Regions from separate parts of the Homo sapiens genome. Here region 1 is linked to region 2. Evidence: chromatin loops called from intact Hi-C (ENCODE). Cell type or tissue: HepG2. All regions are shown on one strand. Links, peaks and the distances in the headings refer to the core of each region. The heading gives the core; the rest is flanking DNA. Region 1 has its middle 56 kb from the start of LINC03004. Region 2 overlaps LOC105378017 (a long non-coding RNA gene).

The links. A loop is a pair of places that touch in the nucleus more often than their neighbours do. Peaks named below come from ENCODE experiments on the same cell type or tissue, not always from the same donor. Only the 100,000 strongest peaks of a DNase experiment are listed, where the experiment ranks them.
Region 1: it touches region 2 in a loop (23-fold over the local background); 1 of 110 quality-filtered maps calls a loop at or near these places.

The regions. Positions count from the first base shown.
Region 1 is chr6:137,605,573-137,613,753 of GRCh38, reverse strand. No RefSeq gene overlaps it. Among named protein-coding and RNA genes, the nearest start is that of LINC03004, 56 kb to the left of the region's middle. In HepG2, for the core only: no CTCF peak of the experiment used is centred there; no DNase peak of the experiment used is centred there.
Region 2 is chr6:137,305,330-137,313,510 of GRCh38, reverse strand. LOC105378017 (a long non-coding RNA gene) reads left to right here. Exons shown (of 3, transcript XR_943043.1): 2 at 4,955-5,085; 3 at 7,610-7,739. Among named protein-coding and RNA genes, the nearest start is that of IFNGR1, 90 kb to the right of the region's middle. In HepG2, for the core only: no CTCF peak of the experiment used is centred there; a DNase peak (open chromatin) is centred at 4,170.

The sequences.
Region 1 (8,181 bases), core at 2,200-6,199, 300 kb before region 2:
CATGTTACCCTCCTAAATATTAGGACATTAACAGGCCATTGATGTTTAAAAAGAGAGATCCAGATAAATGCATGTTCCTGTCTTTGATAATCCTCTAGATTAATTGCCATTTTATCTTAATTTAATAAGAGATCCTTTTGGTTAAAAAAATGCTTACACATGAAAAGAAATTATTGAGATAATGACAGCATAATGAATATAGATTGTGGTACAAATCTCCTGAAGAGATTCCAACATTCCAGAAACATGGTCAAGCGTTATTGTATTTAAAAGAAAGCAATTTTTTTTAGTCTAACATACTTCAGGTTTAACACTACTGCCATAAGGTAAAACAATACTGGTTATTTTGATTGATGGTGAGTGACTGAATTCCTCCCTCCAAGAAGCTTAATTGTGAGTTTCTGAGCTCTCTTTTAGCCAATATCATCCCTCCCATTTTACAAAGTGGTCAACTGTGGTGCCACTTCTATACTATACATACTTCTGACATAATCTATTATCTTCTGGTTGATAACCATGCTGTCCCCTCTACAGTCTATAAGTTCCACAAGGTCAAGAGCTTGTGTCAGTACAGAAGTTGACAAATGGGTCAAATTTGGTCTGCCACCTGTTGTGGGTTTCTTTGTAAATAAAGTTCATATGGAACACAGCTATGTCCGTTCATTTACTATGCCATTTGTCTATGGCTGCTTTTGCTCCATAATGGCACAACTGAGTGATTATAACAAAGACCATATTGGCCCACAAAGCCTAAAATATTCACTATCTGGCTCTTTACAGAAAAAGTTTGCCAACCCATAGTCTAATATATAGAATTTTGCCAAAAATAGGTGAACGAATTAATGAACAAATGAATGATGCTCCTCAAACAATCATCTACCTTGTGGCTAAAATTTATGCCTCAAATAAATTGGACAGCCAATGATTTGTCTTGTAGTTAAATAGAGTTTGGCCACTTCTAACTGCTGTCACAAGGATGTCAAAAATATCTAATTTATTTGAGCCCTGATAATTTGATGACAAAGCGTGGCCTAAGTATTTGGCTGCATTTGTACAGCAGTATAAACTCCTGACACCAAATCCATTGTCCTATTTGGGAATTATGATTTCATACAAACTGTGAGTCAGAGAGTCACTTGAGATTTTGTTAGTACCTCTGTGCTCACTTTAAACTCTAATGAACACACATAGGAGGAATGAAGTAAAATACCCATCCAGTACTGATACTGCAGTTGTTAATAATAACCCATAGTTATGGAGCCACTACCTTTGTGCCAGGCCCATGCAAAACACTTTGCATACATGATCTCATTTACTATTTTACAACAACTTTATGAGATAGATTTTTTTCTTACATTAAAGACAAGAATACTGAGACTTAGGGAAAATATGTGTCCTACCTAAAGTCATAACTAATAAATGAGAACCAGTTCTCAGTTTTCAGCTTTTTCAAATCCATGACCCATATTCCTTCCACAATACCATGCTGCCTCAGTGTTGTATTTTTGACAGTGAGACAGTGTTATATTGTAATAGCTTGTATTATCTTACCTGCATTATTATGTTGAGATGCTTATCACGTAGCCATTAAAAATCATGTTTTAGCGGGCACCTGTAGTCCCAGATACTCGGGAGGCTGAGGCAGGAGAATGGCGTGAACCCGGGAGGCAGAGCTAGCAGTGAGCCGAGATTGCGCCACTGCACTCCAGCATGGGAGACAGAATGAGACTCCCTCTCTGAAAAAACAAACAAACAAACAAAAAACAAAAAAACATGTTTTAGAAAAATATTCAATTATCTAGGGGCAATCTAATTTAATAATGTCTTAGTCTGTTTGTAATGTTACAACAAAATACTATAGGCTGAGTGGCTTTTAAACAGCAAACGTTTATTTCCCACAGTTCTATAGGATGGAAAGTTCAAGATCAAGGTGCCAGCAGATCCAGTGTTTGAAAGGTCCATTCCTCATAGATGATGACTTCCTGCTGTGTCTTCACGTAGCAGAAGAGGCAAACAAGCTACCTTAGGCTTCTTGTATAAGGGCATGAGAACGCCATTATTATGAACTAATCACCTCCTAAAGATCCCCACCTCTTAATACCATCACCGTGGGGGTTTGGATTTCAAAATATGAGCTAGTGGGAGGCACAAACATTCATACCATAGAAAATAAAGTTTAGTAAAAATTGAGGAATAAAAAATTAAAGACATTGTGATCTCAATTGTATAAAATAGATATATGTTAGGATCCCAACTTGAACTTAGACTGCAGGCATCTCTCCAGCTGTTCAGTCATATTTGGGCATGGCCAGTGAGCTGATGGGTGACCTAACCAGAGTTTTTCTGATGGAATCTGATGAGCCTCCTAACAAAGATATTTTCCTAATGAAAAAAGCCTGGACTACGAGTTTGACCTAATAATCGGTCTCCCGTTGGATGAAAGGAGTGACTCTGTGAAGGTGGTTATTCAAACTACCCTGAGTCCAGATGCCTGGATTGATCGAGGTACAGTGATAGTACTTTAGAGTCCTTCAAACTGACTTCATATCAGAACAACCTATGAAGCTATTGTTGGAAGAGGCAATCCACCATGAGTACTGGGCATCCCTGCACATTGACTGGGTATGTTCAGAATACAAGGCCCTGATTTTTCTTTATCCAGGACACTTCCCAGGGTTGTGTTTATAGGAGGCAGCCTTGATAGATGAGATGACTTTAAAAGGACTTGCAGGCTCGCTTAGCACTTACTAGTAAAGTAATGAATTCCCCAAGCTCAGTTTTTCTTGCTGTGATGCAAATTAGTTGAAAGTAATATATAAGCATTTAATGCCCTGTATTAAATACCTTTCTGCTTAAAATAACTAGAGTGGTTTCTGTTTCTTATAGTGAGTTTCTGTTTCTTATAGTGAATGCTGCATTGATTGGTACAGATTTTGTGCAGTAGCAATTTGGAACGGAATTGGGTTTTTTGTGCCTTTCAAAGGTTTGCTCCCACCTGGCACTGTTGCTACTTTTCTGCTCTTTCCTTGCTACTCTGAGGGGCACTACATTTCACTGCTGTCATCACAGTTCATTGGTCAGTAGTACCTTCAAGACTTATAGTCCTTAGTGAATTCGATGTATAGCTCTGTGTATGTGTGTGTGTGTGGAAACAAGGGATCCTGACACTTTCTCCTTTATCTTTCACCAGTGATTCTCAAATCTGGCTGAGCCTCTAAAAATACAGATTCCTGAGGGCCTATCATTAGAGATTATTATTCAGTAGATGGGCAAAGGATACCAGGGAATTATGGATTTTCGAAGCTGTCAAAGTCTGGGATTATACTCTATGTGCAAGCTATCAAGCTAGCCAGTTACTGTTTCACAGATTCTGGCAGAAGACATAAGACTCCTGGGTCAGAGACAACAGACTGCTACTATTATTCACAGTACAGCAAGTAGCATGAGCATCATGTTCAGTGTCCATTCCCCTTGCCCTCAACTCCCAGCAGGGCAATGTGGAGGGGCTCAGGTAAATGGAGCACATGCAGTAGGCTTGCATCACAGCTAAGGAATATTGAACTTGAGGAATTCACTAATTTTGTAGTAAGCAGTAGGCAAGTCTGTAAGGAAAGTTTTGTCCCAGAGGGAGATGTTACCTTATTCATCAAGGCCACTTGCTATGAACACAACCCAATCAGAATGTACAAGGATGCCCAGGACCCATGGCAGATTGCCTTTCCCAACAATAGCTTCATGGATGGTTCTGATATGAAGTTAGGCTGAGGAATTCTAAAGTAGTGTTGCTTGTATCTCAGCAGAGCTAGCCACCAGGGCTTAGGAAAGTTTCAGTAACCACCTTCACAGTGTACTAAAAAAATTCCCTTCTCCTATCCAACAATATAAGTTAGGAAAGCTGAAGAAGTGGACTTTTAGGCCAAATCTCCAGGAATGACTCCAACAACACTACAGATCTGACCTTGCAGGAAAGACAGACTCTGGAACCATTGAGTCCAAGAAGGTACCACTGTAGCTTCAATCTGGGGATGAGGAAGCTGCAGTTAGGAAGCAGCCATGGTTGTGGCTGCCTCTGGACACCCTGGAGGCTAAAGAAGAAATACTGGAATACTGCAGCAGAAACTTCTACCCTTCCTACCCTCTCTTGTCAGCTGAAAAATAGTCAAAAGGCATAGAGATGACCTTGGACTCATTTCCAAACTTCATGTGAATATTTCTAATTGACAGAATTTAATTCGTACCCAGAATCCTAATTCTAAAAAAAAGGGAGTCTAAAAAATGTAATTTTTAGCCTTCCAGCTTCTGTGGTACAAGAAAACATCAGAGAGGAGAAAAGGATGGAGTTACTGTGAACCAATCCGTAATATCCTCTACGCTCATCATTTCTGCTCCATGGGAGTAGAGGACCTTTTCTTTCTTCCCACACTCTCTAAAATACTTAGAAAATGGTAAGCACATACTAAATATTTTATAATTACCACTAATTGATTAGGAAAATTTATTATGTTGTGGGAAATTCTGATGAAAGAAATAGTGGGTTTTCTAAGACTTATAGTATCTCGAAGTGATTTTATTCAGTCCTTGATTTGATGTGGAACTATGTCAAGGAAGACGTGTCCCAAAGGATCTTTGGAGAAAAGATCCTCCAAGTTTTAGATGGCTTTTGCCAATGTTCAGCCATTGTTAGTGATTTCAATGCCTGTTCTAAATCTCTTCTCTTTCTAGAATAAAAGATACAACTTCTTTAACTTTCCATCATAGATAATATTTGCTTTATGTTTGGTTTCTCCTAGTCCTCCAATTTCTTAAGTTTACACTTCTTAAAATAGAAAGAAAAAAATAGAACATCATGTTTTAATGATTGCCTGCCTAGTGCAAGTACAATAAAAAAATTTCCAGTGAACAAAAAATAACTGGAGGGGGTAGGTTTCCCAATATCCCAACCCCTTATTGGTTGGGAGGATCCTCATAATATTGTGCTCTACTGGAGGGATACAGTGTTCTGCCCCCCAGGACTGAGGTGGAAAGAAAGGGAGAAAGCCTCCCTTACCATGTCCCCAGGAAATCAGTGAATGTACCTGTGACTCAAATTCAACCATCCAGGACTCTAAATCCAGGGGACATCTACAAAGTTGGGAGAAATAATTGTGATCCCTTTGGACATACTGGGTTGTGTTCAGAGGTGTCAGCTGCACTATGCAAAACCAGGAATAGCTCCTGGTGTTCTGACAAGACTGATTGTGTCCACTAAAAGGCAGAAGATATGTTAGCTGCTCTTTCCCAGAGATGCCTTAGTTCCTATTCACTTTCCATGTCTTATGTTTTGTCTCCAGCTTCTCATCATTTCGTATGCTGATATCCTACCAGTTAATTCCTTTTCCCCCAACATGGCCAGAGTCAGTTTCTGTTGCTTGCAACCAATAAGCCTAACTGATAGAGAACTTCTACACTGTGGTCATTCAAACACCAACTGTCAGTGATCCTAAGCATAATGTGAGGAATATGGGAAGGGCCTTTGCCCACTCCCCACCTCCAACTTCCCTTAGTTTGATGATCTCATGGAAAAGTTTCAGAATTAAAATCAGCTATGTAGATAAGAGAAGCATTATGTGCAAAATGACAAATGCTTTATCAAGATAGAAAATAACTAAAAAGAAGAATTGTGAGTATCCACTTGTAGAAGACCTACAATACTAGAACCAAAACTGAGAGTTTTCACTATTTCACACCAATAATACCCATTGTGAACCATGATGACTACTGGTCATTCCCTCTGCCAAGAGGGCCACCCTGGTGGGACCAGATGTCATGCCAGCAGCTAAAAGTATTCAGAAAAATTGGTATCAGTGATCTTTTCCACCTTCTTTTGGGTGACTTTTATTCAAATATGGGGACATAGCACTTATTTATGAGAGGTGACTGGTTTTCTCAGTTTCCAGGCTGTTCACAGACTTTGCAGACAGTAAGTACATCTTGCTGCCCACCTTACCTCCCCAGACCCCTTCCAATTACACTTCCTTTTTCTGACTCATTAGTTTGATCAATTTATAAGTGTTCAGCTCTGGAGAAATCTCTAGCAAGCTGTCTTTCAGAAGTTTGGGCTGAAATCAACTTATTTGATGTATCTTGTGCAAATTTCCATTTTATTACTCAGTATATGTTAAGCATATCTTCTTACGTTTTAAGCTACTTTGGTTCAGTGAATGGGGACATGTCTTTGTATACTTGGCACCTACCACAGTTCCTGGCACAAGGTAGATGTGAAATAAATGTTTTTATTTATTTTTAATTATTTTTAATTTTTTTAATATTTATTTATTTATTTATTTATTTTCAGATGGAGGCTTGCTCTGTTGCCCAGGCTGGAGTGCAGTGGTGCAATCTCAGCTCACTGCAACCTTCATCTCCTGGGTTCGAGCGATTCTCCTGCCTCAGCCTCCTGAGTAGCTGGGACTACAGGAGTGTGCCACCAAGCCCAGCTAATTTTTCTTTTTTTTTTTTTTAATTTTTAGTACAGATGGGGTTTCACCACGTTAGCCAGGATGTTCTCAATCTCCTGACCTTGTGATCCACCCGCCTCGGCCTCCCAAAGTGCTGGGATTACAGGCGCGAGCCACCGTGCCCAGCCCAAATGTTTTTAAAGTGGAACTGAAGAATTAGCAGGTTGAGTATGTTAGAAGAAAAACCTTAGCTGAATTAAGTTTAACAGAGTTTAGTTGAGCAAATAACGATTAGCAATTTGGGCAGCCTCCTCAGCCAGACTGGGCTGAGGGACTCCAGTGCAGCCACGTGGTGGAAGATTTATGAACAGAAAAAGGAAAAGGATGTACAGAAAATGGAAGTGAGGTACAGAAATAGCCAGATTATTTACAGCTTGGCGTCTGTCTTATTTGAACATGGATTGAACAGTTGACCACTTTGATTGGCCAAAATTCAATGACTGGTAGAAGAGTAGGCTACAGTCTGTTTACAGCTCTATTTAGATTATAGCTCCTGATGTACAGAAAAATCTTTAGGCCAAACTTAAAATATGTAAGGAGGAAGCTTTAGGCTAAACTTCATTTAGCAAGTGTATTTTGAAATGTCAATCTGTTATTACACTCAGATAACATTTTAATTTTAGCAAAAGAGATTTTTGGAGACTATTTTTTAATTTTAGAGTAGAGTATAAGTTTGTAGGACTTCAAGTCACTATATGAGGCTGATGAGGGAGATGCTGGGAGGCACAGGCATTCCAGTTCCTCAAGTCGCACTTGTAACTGCTGCGTCAGGGACAACCATGATACTGGGTGTGGGGAGGATTTCATAGTGGGTGACACTTTTCTTGGCTCCAGCCCTTGATGGAATCCTAGGTTAATATCTGCACTACAGAATGAAATAGGCTGATACAAATTCCTAAATTTCAAGTAAATCTCAAAAAGAATGAAAAGATAGGATAGCTCAAATGAACGTATTTTCAGCAACAGACAGAAGTAGTTAACCTAAAGTTTCACAGTCTCTCTATAGTCACCAAGCAGGATGCTCAATCGGCAGTCTCCTGATGTGACTTACAATTAGTATGGACCACTCACCCCACCATCGTGACCCCCTGCCTGCCCCAGTGGTGTGACCAGCCATGCACTGCTGGGTGTTGCTGGTCTGTTCCTGTCTTCCTTCGGCTTTCTACAGTCTTCTTTTTGCAAGTCTGACCAAGGTGTCTTGACTTACCACCCAGGAAAGTCTATCTCCCTGGAAGTCTGCTGGACACTGGTGACAGTTCTCCCTTCAGGGCTCACAGATTTCTCCATTAAGATTCCTTTCTCTTGGAATTGATTCCTCTTGGTCCCCTTAGTTCCTTAGTACATTTGATACAGCTCTGTCTCCTTGGACACTACCTGAGAGGAATTTAGATGTACATGGCACACAGAGTTAAAAGCAGATGTAACTTAGATGTATGTGGCTATACAGGGCATAGAGATGTCACCTAGATGTAACTAGGATGAACAGGGAATAGCAGCTGTAACTTAGATCTATGTGGCTATACAGGGGATAGCAGATGTCACTTAGATGTACTTGGGATGTACAGGGACAGCAGATGCCACTTAGATATACATGGGATGAACAGGGAATAGCAGGTGTAACCTAGATGTACATGGGATAGCAGAAATATAGAGAACAGGTATTAATTTTGCCTTGGTCTGGGCG
Region 2 (8,181 bases), core at 1,902-5,901:
AGACTTATAGGAAAGAGGTAGTAAATTCATGTTGAACAAATCTGAACTGTCAAGTAAACCATTCATTCATTCATTCATTCATTCATCTGGAAATTATGGAGAGTTAGGGACAGAAGCAATGACCTCTTCACAAAGTAGAGGCTGAAAGAGGAGTAGGATTTTGCTAGAAGAGGCAAAGAAGGAGAGTGCTTTCTAGGAAAGGGATCAACAAAAACCAAGTTCAGAGATGAGGAAGAGCAGAACGTGTCTGAAGAATGGCAAAAAGCCATAATTAGCTAAAATCTGTGATCTCTGGAGAAAGGTGGGGGAAATGAGCCAGCAAATATAGGGGGTGGAAGGGAGGAAAAATATTTCTTTCCTTCTACTTATCCTAGGTTCATGGCTGAGGCCCTATAACAAAATGAAGATTAACAAAAGAGGCTGGGCACAGTGGCTCACACCTGTGATCCCAACATTTTGGGAGACCAAAGTGGGAGGATTGCTTCATCTGAGGAGTTTGAGACCAGCCTGGGCAACATAGGAAGACACTGTATCTACAAAAATCCAGGAGGATTGCTTGATCCTGGGAGGTAAAGGCTGCAGTAAGCCATGATTGCACCACTGCACCCCAGCCTAGGTGACAGAGCAAGACATTGTCTCAAAAAAAAAAAAAAGTAATGAAAGAAAAGCATAGAAATGTGTTTAATATAAATTGTACATGATACCAGAGCCTTCATAAGGAAATGAAGACCTGAAGAAACAGTTCAACCTGAATGTTTTTTGTTTTGTTTTGTTTTGTTTTGAGACAGAGTCTCACCCTCTTGCCCAGGCTGGAGTGCAGTGGTGGGATCCTGGCTCACTGCAAGCTCCGCCTCCCAGGCTCACACCATTCTCCTGCCTCAGACTCCCGAGTAGCTGGAACTACAGGCGACCGCCACCATGCCCGGCTAATTTTTCATATTTTTAGTAGAGACAGGGTTTCATCGTGTTAGCCAAGATGGTCTCGATCTCCTGACCTCGTGATCCACCCGCCTCGGCCTCCCAAAGTGCTGGGATTACAGGCGTGAGCCACTGCACCCGGACCTGAATGTTTTTTATAGTAGATTTGATGAAGAGTGGACAGTCATGAAGAAATATGACAGGGCAAAAAGAGTATCATCTAATGGTAATAAACTGGAAGAAGTTTATTACCATTAACTGGGAAAAGGCCTGTTTGTTCAGATTCTTCTCTGTTACCCTTCATCTTCAGAGAGAAGGATATTCCTGTCCTCTGGGTATAAGGAAAGCATCTCTCACATGAGAGTCTTATGACCTTATTCAGGGGAGGGTCAGAATATCCTCCCAGGTTTTATGACCGGAAGAAGGCCAGCAGCAGGAGTGGGAAAGCAAGTGAGAGTGACTTTCCCACTTCTGCAGTTTTCTCAAATTACTTCAGCTTAAAATGCCCAATATGCCAAGGTTCCATATTTTGGGATAGTGAGTCCTGAACCCCATCAAGGGCAATGGGATCTTAAGTCTCTGAAACAAAAGTCTTGGTAAGGGACTTGACTTTTATATTGTAGGAAATGCAGAAAATAAGATTAAATTCTGGTGCATATCTAGTGTGCAAGTAAAAGGTTATCTTCAAATGTGTTATTAAGTATTCACATGAAGGATTGAATCATGAGTTCCTTTAGGGTCACAGATGCTGCCCGATCAGGAAAGCAAGCCCACATTTTCAAATGGCTTAATGAATAGGAGCAGCAACAATTAAAAAGAAGTACTGAAAGAGAGGTGAAGAGAGGAGGTGAGTAAGGGCAACTGAAGAACAGGTAATAGAGGTAGTGTCTCCAGAATGCACAAAAGAGGAGATTTAAGCAATGATGGTCTGTTTATCAGTTAATGTCCATCAGCCTCAGACCAGCAAAATGATCAAGAGGACCCAATTACCTAAATCAGACATTTTAAAACATAGGCATGTGCCTCTCAAACATTTTGAGTGCCTACTATGTTCAAGACACTGGACTAGGTGCTAGTTTAATGCAAGATGAAAGAGAGATGATTTCTGCTGCCCAGAAATTTATAGTCTGTATAGGAGCAGGGTGAAGTTGGTCAATAATAAAAATCATTGTACTATAGTCAAGATCTCACGAAGAGCTGTCTGCATAGTTCTATGTAGAGAAATAAGAAACTGGTCATTTAGAAGGATGTTTAGGTTATTTTTTATTATTATTATTATTATTATTATCATTATTATTATTATTTTAGAGACAGGCATTCACTATGTTGCTCCGGCTGTACTCAAAATCCTGGACTTAAGCCATCCTCCCTCTCAGCATCCCAAGTAGCTGGGATTACAGACAGGAGCCACCACGCACAGCAATGTTCAGGTTATTGTTTTCCAGGACTGTCTGGGCCAAGGATGCTATTCGTTCCTCTTCTCTTCTAGAAGATTCTATTTCTCTCTCAAGGTTTATTTCTCTGAAGAGGTTCCTAAATCTTCTTTCACCCCAGCTCTTAATAAAGGCCTAATCAATGAATAAATGAATGAATGAATGAATGAGGAAATTGAATGTTTATGTGACAATTCAGGCCCCAAAAGTTTGCATAATCAAATATAAGAAAAAATCCTGCCTTGCAAAGAAAGTCTTTGTGTCTCTTCTTCCTGCACCAAAAAAAAAAAGTTTAATAATATGCTTTTGTTTTACAAATAGTAAATTTAGACATTTCCTTGAAAGAAAACTGAGTGATATCTATGCAAGCAAAAAAAAAGAGACAGAGAAAAGTGGATACTACACTGAATAGAAAATTGAAAGGCTAGTTTTAATCCTAGCTTGCTACCATCTAACTGGATAAACTTAGACAATTTGAACTAATATTTCCTCCCTGTTTCAACTAGTAGAAAATGTATTAATTAGCAACTTTTTTTTCCGTGGGGCGTGGTAGAGAGAAAAAAAGTAAAAGTCAATTCACAATGATCAGAAATGAAAAAAATAATGAAAATTAAAAAAAAACTTTAGGCACTTTATTACATGTTTGGGTTTAGTGTACCTAGTGTATGCAATATTACTTCATTTTCAAAATTATTCCAACATGCATTGTTCTTGTACTGCAGATGAAGAGTCTGAAATCTAACGTTGTTTGTAGTTACATATTCCCCCAAAGTGGCCAAACTAGCAAAGTAGAGCTATGACATATATATGAGATCTATTCACATAAAAATAAAATGCAAAATCCCTAAATGCAATTTTCTCATTGCATGAGAAAATGATTTGAAAGTTTTTGAGAAAGTACTATAATCAGGTTGACTTTACATATACAGTAATAACACGATGCAGAAAAAAATTATTTTCTCATGAATTTAACAAACAATTGCTAAATAAGTTATTGTGCCAAGGACTGGGGTGCAATACAGTAGAAATTGTGTCCATCCCAGGGAGTTTTCAGTGTAGTGAGAGATGTAAATAAGTAATCAGCCAATTACAATTCAGTGGGGTAAGTATTGATAGAGGGGCGGAGGATACTCTGGGAAAACATAAAATGAGTTCTGAACTCTGTGTGAAGAGTCAGGAAAGCGTTGATGGACCAGCAGAAGTGAGCCAGGTGAAATGTGGGTAGGAGTGTTCCTGAGAGGGGAAAGAAAATGAGCAGAGACCCTAACAATAGAGAAATATGACTTATGGCTTATTCTGGGGAACTAATACAGGTTTCCTGTGCCTAGAGGGTAGGGTTTCAGATGGGGAATGGAGAGGGATGAAAGTAGCAGTAGGTATAAAGGAGCCAGACTAACATGAGCTTTGAAGCCATGGTTAGGAGATTGGATTTAATTCTAAGGCTGCTAAGTATCACCTGACCTGTTTGTGAGTTAGTATGGAGGCTGAATTGGAGAGAAACACAACTGTAGGCAGGCTACCAACTGTGATAGACTCCATTACTTGTTCGCAATTGTTGGCTCCCTCCTGACTCTGAGCACACTCTCCTGTGGGTATAGTATACTGCCCTATCCTAACAACTATGAGCTTGGCCACAGGACTCACTCTGGCCAACAGAATCCTAGTGGACTTAACATATGCCACCTCCGAGCAGAAGTTTTAAGTGTATGTGATGTGGCTCTGTCCTTCCTGAGCTTCTTCCCTTGGCCATGAGACTAGTTAACCTCAAACAGGAACTGCTGCCTCAGCCTGAGCCCTGGAATGACATAAGATGTGGAGCCGAGCCAAAGTCAGGCAAGCCCGGCTAGACTCAGGCAAGCCCCACCCCTCCCAGTCAAACCTGCGGTTAACCTGCTGTCTTCATGTAACACAAACAAGAAATAAATGTTTGTTTGTTCGTTAAACAACCAAGATTTTAGAATTGGCTGTTGTCACAATAATTGCTGACTAATCAATCAGCAATTATCACAAGTGAAATGTGATAATGTGAGAAATGTGATAAATGACTGTGGTATAAATTAAATTGTGACATTAAGGTTGGGAGATTTGAGGGCTACCAAAGGAACAAAACCAAACAGGCCTTAGTAATTTATTAGAGGTAAAAGTGAAAAATATAGAGGAGCAAATCATGATATTGAGATTTCTGTCTCAGTAACTGGGGATGGGAAGCAAAGACATGTTAGAAAATTTTAAATGTTGAATTCTTTAGCAAGTACAAAGAAAATAATGGAGCATAAGTTAACACTGACAAATATTTTAATGCACATTTGTGTGATTATAATTACTAAAGTGACTATCATCCATCTCTGTTAAGCATCTAACAAGTGGAAATAAGCTTAATTTGCATGAAAAGAGGTTATTACACTCAAGAATGACACTTCTGACTAAAAAGGTTGTTAGATATTAGAATGCATTATCCATGGTATTCAAGGAATTTTCTTTTACAGGGAATATTTAGTTCCAGATTAGACATGGAATTTTCAAAATTAATTATGAAGGAAGATTTTTTTTCTAGCAGTGTGATTTTACACTACTCTTTCCTATTCTTCAATGACTTTGCTTAGGTTAATTTTATCTCTCTGGGCCTTCATTTCACCATCTGTAAAACCAAGAAATGGGACTGGATGGTTTTCAAAGCTCCTCACAGTTTGGAAACAGCGAAGCAGACCCCACCAGGACTGTACAACATTATGGAGTAAGCACATAGCCTGGATTATGAAAGGGGTCTTGGGAGGCTTAGGAAAGTTACCTGTATATACTGTCCTTTTTATATATCAATATTGATATTGCCAGAGATAGAGAGAAGACACTGTTTTTAAGCCAGGTTTTTTTTCTGATAAGGAAAAATGTTTAGTTAAAATCATTTTTGGCATAATTAAAATGTGGAAAAAAAAGGGTCAAGAAATGTAATTTTCTGTGACTTTTAAAATATGAATAGAAATCCCAAATATTTAATGCCTTAATCCTTGCTCTATGTGTCAACATAATTAGACTTTACAGTTTGACCTAAGTAGCTACACTTTGCCTTGGAAAAAATATTAGGATAAGCAATATCTATATATGCCTTTAGACCTAACGCAGCATAAAATATGATAAGTAATACTCATAATTATTGGATTTGACAAGTGGGCTGTTTTTACAGCTATGTGACTTCTAAATAACTAGATGCTTTAAGTACAGTTTAACGTTATTAAATGAGATTTTATTTACAAAATGTCTGGCACATAATAAACAATTAAAAAAACCATGTGTCATTAGCACTCTCAGGTCAGGCCTATTGTGGAGCATCTGTAAATGCAGGTGGTGCTAAGTCTGATCACAAAATAACTGAAATCACAGATTACCAATCAGTTAACAACACTTATTGGGTACAGAGTCCTGCAAATTCAGACACTGTTATGCAGAAAGGAAGGAAGTTCATGTTAGAAAATAGACTAAGCTATATGAGACCCAAGAGGAAGTTAGGCTATAAAATGGAAACACACACACACACACACACGACGGTTTCTGATCACGGAGTTCCTCAAATTTTAAAAATAAATAAGAACATGCTGACTTTTCATCTACCCGCCAAAGATAAAGCTAAAATACATAAAGACAGGTAGTCTAAAATGCAAGGGTCACAGGACAAAAGGTCTGTACCCATGAAGTATGGAATAATTTCTTAAACTACTAACCCAACCCAACTACCAATCATTGGTAATCTGTGATTTCAGTTATTTTGTGATCAGACTTAGCACCACCTGCATTTACAGACGCTCCACAATAGGCCGGGCCTGACAGTGCTAATGACACATTGTTTTTTTGAATGTTTATTATGCGCCAGACATTTTGTAAGCAACAGACCTCTTTATGCACTTGTAAGGGCAGAAAGATGTGACACCTTTCCTCATCCAGCACAGCTGACATTTCTATAACAAAAGACTGACTGGTTAGCAAGAGAAAAGCGTAACAAATTTATTTAATCAAAGTTTTATGTGACATGGGAAACTTCAGAGATGAAGACCTAAAGACCCTGGGAAAACCATCTATTTTTATGCTTAGGATCAATGAAGAATGGGTAGCCGTGTAGAAGTGTGATTGGACCAAAGGGTAATAGACTGAGGGCAGAACCCAGTGAGGTCTGACTGATCAGATTCTTTTTGGCCTCCCTGTGTAGCCTTCTTTCCTCCTGGATATGGGGCAGGACCCATCTGGAATGAGAATTTTCAAGGGAGAAGGGAGAGAGTGACCTTTATATGTTTTATGACTTGCTTTGGAAGAAAGAGGTTCTAGTTTCTGTGACCCACCTTGGGAAAGAGGAATTCTGGTTTCTATGACTCGCTTTGTGGTAGAAAGAGGGGCAACAGATAGGAGGACGGGAGAGGAGCAGAAGGACCGTGCCTCTCAGTCTTTCAATCTCCTTTAGTTCAAAGTACTCAGCATGCCAAGGTGCCTTACTTTGGGGTATCATATTGTCAGCCCCAATACCCTCATGACTATCAAAGAGTTTTACAGAAGACTTTTACTAGTCTCAGAATTAGTAGGGAACAATCTTTTTGAGCTAAAAGATGGCCAATATGTAACTTTGCACATAGTAGGCACTCAGATGTTTTGAATGATAAATTGTTAGGGTTAAAAACCATTAACTCTGTAAAGGAAAATTAAGTATTGCTGTATCTATTTGGCCCAACATATCCTCCATGAACTAATTAGAGTAATGACTATTTGCAGACATTTCCACACAGGTAATTATTTGTAAGCAAGTTAACATTTTTTTAGAGGGGAGGGAAAAATTCAAATAATAGTTATTTCAGATATTATTCTCAGTTTTATGATATGAAATACTGGTCTTAGTATATGTACCAATAATGTACATATATGTATAATAATACCAAAAACTTACAGTACATATATGTGCCAGATACCATTATAAGCACAACTATACATGTGTATACATTCATTTAATTCTCACAAAAACCCTATCAGGTAAGTCCTATTATCCCCATGTTACAAAAGAGAACACTGAGGCTTAGAAAGGTTAAGTAACTTACTTCGGATCACACAGCTAGTAAATGATAAAGACAGAATTCAGATGAGATCAGGCACATTCAGGGTGGTATGGCTGTAGACATAAAGCCAGAATTCAAACATGGGCAGTGTATCTTCATTATCTGTGCTCTTAACCCAAATGTTATGGTGTTCCTCCAGTAAACTAACTAAGATGTATTTCATTCCAGTATCTCTCACAAGACTGGAATTTCCACCAAGGCAAAGTGTAGCAACTCAAGCCACGTCTCATAAATCCCAGTGTTGCATATTCTCCTTAGTATATTTAAAATGACAGCTGATGATAAAGGAAAATCTGCTTTCAATAAATCTCAAGCTCAGGCTCAATTCAGTCTATCATATCACTTTGTAATATGAAAAATAAAATGGAAAATCCATATATACATTAATGATCACCTTATTTATTTGTTCCATCATCCAGACTTTGAATGGAAGTGGATGAAAAGTGGTCCAATGTTGGGAACAGGCCCCCCAAAACCTGGCCATAAACTGGCCCCAAAATTGCCCATAAACAAAATCTCTGCAGCACTGTGACATGTTCATGATGGCCATAACGCCCATGCTGGAAGGTTGTGGGTTTACCAGAATGAGGGCAAGGAACACCTGGCCCACCCAGGGCAGAAAATTGCTTAAAGGCATTCTTAATCCACAAACAATATTATGAGCGATCCTTAAGGACATGCTCCTGCTGCAGATAACTAGCCAAACCCAACCCTTTATTTTGGCCCATCCCTTCGTTTCC